3 separate regions of the Mus musculus genome follow, and all the other regions are linked to region 2. The links are chromatin loops, found by intact Hi-C in ENCODE. Cell type or tissue: heart. All regions are shown on one strand.

Region 1 (2,500 bases), 170 kb after region 2:
GCTAGAGGGATCTTAAGGCATGCATCTTCAGAAGACTCAAGAACAAAGATGAATGGGGGCGTGTGCTCACAACACAACTCCTCCACCCGAGGCTCAGGGATCATTGTTGAAGAGAAAGGGGGAAGACTGTAGAAACAAGAAGTTTCGGTAACAGTGTATCTCCTAGAAATGTCAGAAATTATATACATGAAGTCTCACCAACACCTAGACATGCTGCCTAAACATGACCTGATGAGGGATGATACAAGTAACCGTGCTGTCATGGAACAGGGAAAGTTCACAGGGCCTCAAACCTAAACAAATAACTATAGGCAATTAAGGAATGCTGAGAGCCAGAGAAACAGTCTTCCCCAAGGGGAAGCAGACCAACTGGTTATCCAGTACCAAACGGTCAGCCTGAAGATATACACACACGTAACATTATACAGACTGGGCAGGTTGTGTGTGTGTGTGTGTGTGGTGTAACAACAATTAAAGAAATATTTGTAACAAGAATTAAAGAAAAAGAGGCCATGAAATTGAAATAGAGTGAGCAGGAGAGCAAAGGAGAGCTTAGAGGCAGGAAAGAAAAGAAAATATAGGGAATGCATTTTTTTTTTAAAGAGTGTTTTGGTAAGTCAGGAATGAAGGCACACACCTGTAGTCTCAGCAATTGCCTTGAAGCCAGGACTGAGAGAGAGAATAAACAAATATTTCGGTGAAGACCTTTGATTGGCCCAGGTTAGGTCTGTGGTCAGGGACAGATAAACCCACTGTGGTCACTCCCAAAAACTAAGCGCCAGGTTTAAGCTGTGCTTAGCAGCTTGCTCTGGGAACGGTGAAGGATAGAATCGTTTTTCTAAGCATTAGGACTTGGCCCATTTTCTGACCTTAGGAAATGGAGCCTGAAGGGATGGAAGAGGTTGGATTATTCTAGAAGCCTTTGATGAACCACTAATCTATGCTAGATACTGCTAAGGGTTTGGGGGAGACACACAATGTATACCCAGGAATCTTGGGCTCCTTTGGATAGAGGGAGGTCACTGATAGAGGTGACAGAGTATGTCTTAAGTAGTGGCCCACAGACCACTGGCTGGTGGCTGTCAGTGTGGCCCCTTTCAGGATCTATCTTAAGCTCTCCTCCCCTAGGAACTCTTCTCTACCCTCGTTCTACTTGTTTCTCTAAAAACTGAAAGAAAGCCAGAAGAAAGTTGTGAGGAGGCTGGGGTTCTAAGGACCCTTTCTTTCTGTCTCTGGGTCGGCATTCACGGAGTTTCTCTGCAGGCCTCCCTGGCTCCCGGGTTAGGCTGAGTAGCTGCCTAAACCGGGGGAGGGACAGCAGCAGGTGACAGCAGCCCCGGGTTATAAATAGGGGCGCGCGTCAGAGTCGGGCAGGAGCCGGGGCTGGAGGCAGGGGCTGCGGTGCCATGGGGTCGCGGAGGGCCGCGGGCCGGGGCTGGGGCCTGGGTGGTCGAGCAGGAGCTGGTGGAGATAGCGAGGACGACGGGCCGGTGTGGACGCCCGGCCCAGCCAGTCGCAGCTACTTGCTTAGCGTGCGGCCAGAGGCTAGGTGAGTCGCCCAGGGCCCTGGGTTGCCCCAGGCTGCTCTGTCCTTTGGGTGGTGGCCGGGTGTGGCCAGGCTCTCAAAAGCACTCTGAAATCTGGAGGCCTGGGTAAAACCGGGGCCCTCAAACTTTCTCAACCCTAAGGCCCTGAGGACCCTCTTGGTACCCTTTTGGTCCCTTGAGGGCCCCAGGGTTTCAAATGTGTGGCCCAAGAGGGGAAAGGCCATAGTTTGGAGTGATTTTACAGGGGCCCTTTCCTTATCTCCCTCGCCCACACCAAGCTAACCCCAGGGCTGAATTCCACAGTTAGTGATAAGGGGATCCAGAGTGGCTGAAATTCCTCAGGCTTCAAAGGAGGGGACTGCTGGTTGATGGGTGTGGGGGGAGCCATTAGAGGCTGTTTAGCTTAGAGTCCGAGATCGGCCTTGTGATAACTGAAGTTCCTCCCCTGGGCCTAGGGCTTTGGCCTTCCTGCACTGTGTTGTGTCTGGTTGAGAGGAAGGTGCCAGGAGGTGGCTGTTTGTTGGCCTTGTCTGGGGATCTAGGGAGGATCTGTGGCTTGAAGCTCAGAAGGAGTCAATTGCCCTGCCCAGTGGGACCCAGTAGGGGTTGAACTGGCACAGGAGGGGTGGGACTGGTGAACCCTTTATTGGCCTTGCAGAAAGAGACATTGGAAGGCTTTGTTTTAGGAGCTAGGTTATCCCTAGTTGCAAAGGATACACAGACACTAGGCAAGCCTTGCAAAAGACACTCTAAGAACAAGATGCAGACACCCAAGAACAAGTGCATCGCCCTGGAGACACGGAGACAGGAACTTCCTGCCCCTTGTGGGCAGCTCAGCTTCCCTCTGCTCCTGAGCCCATTTTCCAAAAGGAAATGTAACAGGGTGGGCCTTGGAGTAGGCTGTTACTTCTTAGCACCAAAATTTAGCTTGCGTAACTTGCTTCTCTGAGACA
Region 2 (2,500 bases):
AGCAGGGCAGACAGCAGGGCCCTTGCCTCTGACCCTGTGATCTAATGGAATTCACAGGGTTGCAGTAGCAAGAGGCATCAGGATCCTTCCAGGCCCACACACTCCAGCAGATGCTGTGCTAAACCAATGATGCTAGTGGCTAAAACCAAAGAATTCTAAAGAGACGATACTACAGTTGCTTCCTTCAGAACAGTTCCAAATGGTCCTTCCCCAGGAGGTCCAGATCTGGCAGATAGCAGCATCAAGACAGGATCCAGACAGGAGGCTGTGGCTCTGGCATGAGACTTGCCAAAGCTTGAAGGGCAGAGCCTGCCTCTGAACTCACTCATCTTTCTGGCTTCTTGATGTGGAGGAGTGAAACACGCCCTGGGCCACCCGAGCTGTGCTGCACTTTGCTGCTCCTTTCAAATGAATTTGCTTATCCTACAGTCTGGATAGCGGAAGCTTGGTGTCCTCAAGCAGACTGACTGGAGAGTGTACAGCTTTAGATGTTCTGAGGGCTGGTCTCTGCAGGGAGCCAAGACTAGACTAGCCGGGCAGTGGTGGTGCACGCCTTTAATCCCAGCACTTGGGAGGCAGAGGCTGGCGGATTTCTGAGTTCGAGGCCAGCCTGGTCTACAGAGTGAGTTCCAGGACAGCACACAGTGTTCACTGCTGATCTATCTCTCCAATCCTTAAACATTTCTATGTTAAGATTTAAAAATTCATTCCTTTCCTCAGTCCTACTTCAAAAGAAACAGAAAGTCAAATACCATTCAGCAGTGAAGAGGATCTTTCCCTTCCCTTCCTACCCACGCTACTTTCTTTAAAAAATATTTTAAAAATATTTTTTAAAAAAGTGCACATGTGTTTTGCTTACAGGCTGTGCATGCCTTAGTGGACAAAGATGCCTGAAGAGAGTGTCAGGATCTTTGGAACTGGAGGTATTAAGCATGGTTGTGAACCACCATGTGGGTGCTGGCAATCGACCCCTCGTGCTCCTTAAGAGCAACAGTGCTGAACTATCTCTCCAGCCCCTGTTTCTTGAGCAGAGGTCCTGATTTATGCTAATCACAGGTCTACCACTCTCTCCTCTGCAGCAGGGAAGACCTGAGCACTGTGGCCCCTGAGTCCCACTGGATGAATTACCTTTTTTTTTTTTTTTCTTTTTAAAGATTTATTTACTATGTATAGAGCATTCTGCCTGCATGTATGTCTGCAGGCCAGAAGAGGGCACCAGATCTCATTATACGGAGCCACCATGTGGTTGCTGGGAATTGAACTCAGGACCTCTGGAAGAGCAGCCAGTGCTCTTAACCTCTGAGACATCTCTCCAGACCATAATTTATTATTATTATTATTATTATTTTCTGTGTGTAGCTCTGGCTGTCCTGAAACTCTCTCTATACTTGGCTGGCCTCTGCCTCCCAAGTACTGGAATTAAAGGTAAGGGCTACATCACATCTGTCAGGGAGAGTTACCAGCAGCTGGTTAAGGGCAGAGCCTGGTCTGGTATCAGTTGAGAACAGCCAAGGCCTTTTTTGCCTTATGGTTTCTATCATCAACTAAAAAATGCCTACAGGCTTGCCCACAGGCCAGTCTGGTGGGGGCATTTTCCTCAGTTGAAGTTCTCTCTTTCTAAACGACTGGCTTGTGTGTAACACTGGCATAGAAAAAGCCGCACAGCCTTGAATCGGGAGGAGTGCCAGGGCTGGGAGAATCAGAAGGGAGAAGGAACACACAAGGGCTGCAGAAACCAAGGGGTTCTGGGACATTTCAGTGAGCCTTATATCCAAGAAAAGCCCCACCTGCCATCAGAACTGCAGAGGGAACTGGGCTAGAGCGGGCTTGCTACAAGTTTTAGCACCATGGACCCGGGAACAGCATCACTACTGATTCAAAAGCCTGCAGCCCAACTGCTGCGAAGCCAGAAGCAAGCACCTTTGAGGCTAAGACCCTCCCGATGAGTCTTCCTGGGTGCTTGCTGACATCTTTGATGCTTTAGAGGTGCTAGGAAGCCTTCTCTGCCACAGGGGACTCCTAGGGAGCAGCACCAAAGGGTGAATGGTATGGAAACAAAGGGTCAGAGGAGACTTCAGGGACCCAGAGGCTGGGTCCCAACCTTTGGGTAGCGGAGAAGATCGGGGTAAGCTCTCCTCTCCAGAGTGCTTGGAACAGTAAGAGACACAGCCCCAAGGGCAGAATTAGGGACCCTGAGTTGCTAGTCAGGGGGATAGGTTCTGGGGAAATATTTACCTCCTATCCTGAAATACAGCGCAACCAAGCTCTCCACCAACTACAAGAGCAGGGTGGCTCACAAAGACTATTTATTCGAAGGGGTTTTCTTTACTCCATAGCAAAGGTGTCTTCTTGTCTGTTTCTGTTTGTTTGTTTGTTTGTTTGAGACAGGGTTTCTCTGTGTAACTCTGGCTGTCCTGGAATTCATTCTGTAGACCAGGCTGGCCTCAAACTCAGAAATCTGCCTGCCTCTGCCTCCCAAGTGTTGGGATTAAAGGCGTGC
Region 3 (2,500 bases), 250 kb after region 2:
GCAGGATGAAGTTGTTCCAAGGGTGTGGCACAGTGGAGACTCTGGAGCCGTGGTCCTCAGAGTGTGGGATGCTCTTATTAAAAACTATAGCCATACTGGCTCACAAACAACAGGAGTCCACTCCTTAGCGCTCTAGCAGCTGGAAGGGACAGCAGAGAGCCCCCAGGGTCATGTTCTGATCAGGAATCCCTCTTCCTGGTCACGGTCAACTCCTCTCCCATCCTCACGTGCTCGAAGACAGAGGGAGCACTTTGGGGCCTCTTGCATAAGGGGAACTGACCCCATTCATGAGGGCTTCACCTCCTGATGGCTCGTCTGAGCCTGTCACCCGGGCTTTGGTTTTATCACATCAATCTGGACAATTCCGCCTATAGCAGGGACACACACAGCCCTGAATGCAGAGAATCAAGCTTTCTCCAGAGCAGATGCCTCAGCCATCTGAGTGGTCTCTGCCCATTCTCAACTGTGTGACCTTGGATGGGTGGCCTGCACCTCAGAGCCTCAGTGTACCCCATTGCTTAAGGGGAGATAGTGATAGCCACCTCAGTTGCTTTGAGGATCAGTGAGCCAGCACATAGCAATGAGTATCTGACACACAGTAGGACTTCCTTCCAGGCACATAGTAGGAGTTAAGAGTCCTTCCTCAGTAGCACTGCCCTGAGTTACACACACTGCTTGTGTACCACCCCAGGCTCTCCAGAGGTGGTTCCTGGGCTGTGAGATCATACTTGCCACGGGGACATTATAACATAACGTACCTTAGAAAATTGGAGCCTGCCTGCCTTCCCCCTTCCCTCTATCCCTCCCCTCCTGCCCCCTCCTTTCCTCTCCCTTCTTTTCTTCTCATTTTCCTTTGTGCTTTTTTTCCTTATCTTCGTGGTGCTGCAGCTCCTGCGCCACACATGCTAGGCAGATGCTTTACCACTGAGCCATCTAGAGACCCCCTTGCTTCCCTTTCCTCCGTCACCATTCACTCCTTCTCCCCAAATGAAGCTTCCCTCTCACCAACAGCCTCCGCCTACAGTTAGAACACACTTTCCGATGCCCACTCTGCCATCCTGGACATGTCCTCCTAGCTCCAGCCTGGGGCTGTAGCCAGCCAGTTGCCCTGGAGTCCCTCACAGAGTCAACCGCGTCAGCTGAGTAGACTCACATCTGGCTTCTGGGAGAGCAGAATGACGTCACCCCCGGAGCTGTGAGCAGCTCCAGCTCCAAGCCTTAGCAAGGAGGGGTTAGAAGGCAGGAACGGAGTTTCTGAATGCAGTATCTATGCTCCCTGTCATGTGATGTCCCCAGCAGCAGGCAAGCCACAGCAATAGGTGGGAAGTGGAGCAAGTCTAGAGAGGCCTGTGGTGTTGGTGGGAAGAGGGAGGGGAAGGTCCACCGCTCTTTTCTTTCTCGTCCCCACAGCTGGGCTGTGGGAGCAGATCTTTGCTGCCACCTAGGACCATCTACTTGTTCTGAGAGATTGTGCAAGACGCTCCCTTTTCAAAATACAATAACCAGCTCCTGCCCTTCGGCCCTCCCTGCCAGCCTGGCCTCCCAGAAGTGCTGCCTGTTGGTACCATCTCTGGGTCTCTTGCTCCCTCTCAGTGTTACTTGGCTTCTGGTTTGTGTCCACATCCTCCCTCTGACACTGTTTTTACCTGGCCAGGCCTGCCCTGAGTGCCATAGTCTCTGTCTGTCTCAAGACTTGTCTTGCCAAAGTGCTGAGGCTCCCGAATATGATTGGCTGTGCCTGCATGGCCTCTGTCCTTCTCCTTTTAGCCGCTCTAACTGGTGTCCTGGGTCTCCTAGACACTATGCTCCTCTCTCTTTAGCCATGCAGGCTGCAGGGTCCTGCTCTGCACACTTCAGCGGGTTTCTGTGAGTGCTGTTTATTCTGTTGCTTCAACTGGACCTCATCACCGTTTTTTTTTCTTTTACTTTTAATTAATTAATTTTCTAGGTATGCGTTGGGGAGGTGTGTTGTGTGTGACACGATGTATACGTGGACGTCAGAGGACAATTTGTGGGAGCTGCTTCTGTCCTACCCTGTGGGGTTCTCCAGGGTAGATCTTGGGTCATCAGGCTTGGTAGCAAGCCGTTACCTGCTGAGCTATCTTGAAAGTCTCAACTGCATTTCTCATGAACCAGCTTCCAAATGCAGTCCCCACCCAGAGTTCCCTCTCAGCCCTAGACCCTTTTACCCAATGGGCAAATTAAGAAAAGGAAGGAAGGAAAAGAAAGAGAAAGAAAGAAAAAGAAAGAAAGAAGGAAGGAAGGAAGGAAGGAAGGAAGGAAGGAAGGAAGGAAGGAAGGAAGGAAGGAAGGAAAGAAAGAAAGAAAGAAAGAAAGAAAGAAAGAAAGAAAGAAAAAAAGAAAGGGAAAGGAAAGGAAAGGAAAGGAAAGGAAAGGAAAGGAAAGGAAAGGAAAGGAAAGGAAAGGAAAGGAAAACCAAATTCCTCACAGCTCTGGCATACAGGGGTGTAAGTGTTTGGGAGTAGTGCCTTCTTTGCTG

What was found. A loop is a pair of places that touch in the nucleus more often than their neighbours do. Peaks named below come from ENCODE experiments on the same cell type or tissue, not always from the same donor. Only the 100,000 strongest peaks of a DNase experiment are listed, where the experiment ranks them.
Region 1: a loop joins it to region 2, with 2.1 times the contacts of the local background. A loop is called at or near these places in 18 of 42 quality-filtered maps.
Region 3: it touches region 2 in a loop (2.2-fold over the local background); 2 of 42 quality-filtered maps call a loop at or near these places.

What each region holds. Positions count from the first base shown.
Region 1 is chr7:81,056,224-81,058,723 of GRCm38, forward strand. It overlaps Alpk3 (alpha-kinase 3), which reads left to right and starts at 1,377. Exons shown (of 14, transcript NM_054085.2): 1 at 1,377-1,549. The coding sequence starts at 1,407. In heart, no CTCF peak of the experiment used is centred here; DNase peaks (open chromatin) are centred at 1,388, 2,008 and 2,415; H3K4me3 peaks cover 1,616 bases; H3K27ac peaks cover 2,500 bases.
Region 2 is chr7:80,884,686-80,887,185 of GRCm38, forward strand. No RefSeq gene overlaps it. Among named protein-coding and RNA genes, the nearest start is that of Gm32112, 7.5 kb to the right of the region's middle. In heart, a CTCF peak has its summit at 1,205 (motif pointing right); no DNase peak of the experiment used is centred here.
Region 3 is chr7:81,133,534-81,136,033 of GRCm38, forward strand. All of the region lies in intron 8 of Slc28a1 (solute carrier family 28 (sodium-coupled nucleoside transporter), member 1), which reads left to right. Among named protein-coding and RNA genes, the nearest start is that of Slc28a1, 20 kb to the left of the region's middle. In heart, a CTCF peak has its summit at 1,438; DNase peaks (open chromatin) are centred at 88, 578 and 1,218; H3K4me3 peaks cover 649 bases; H3K27ac peaks cover 1,889 bases.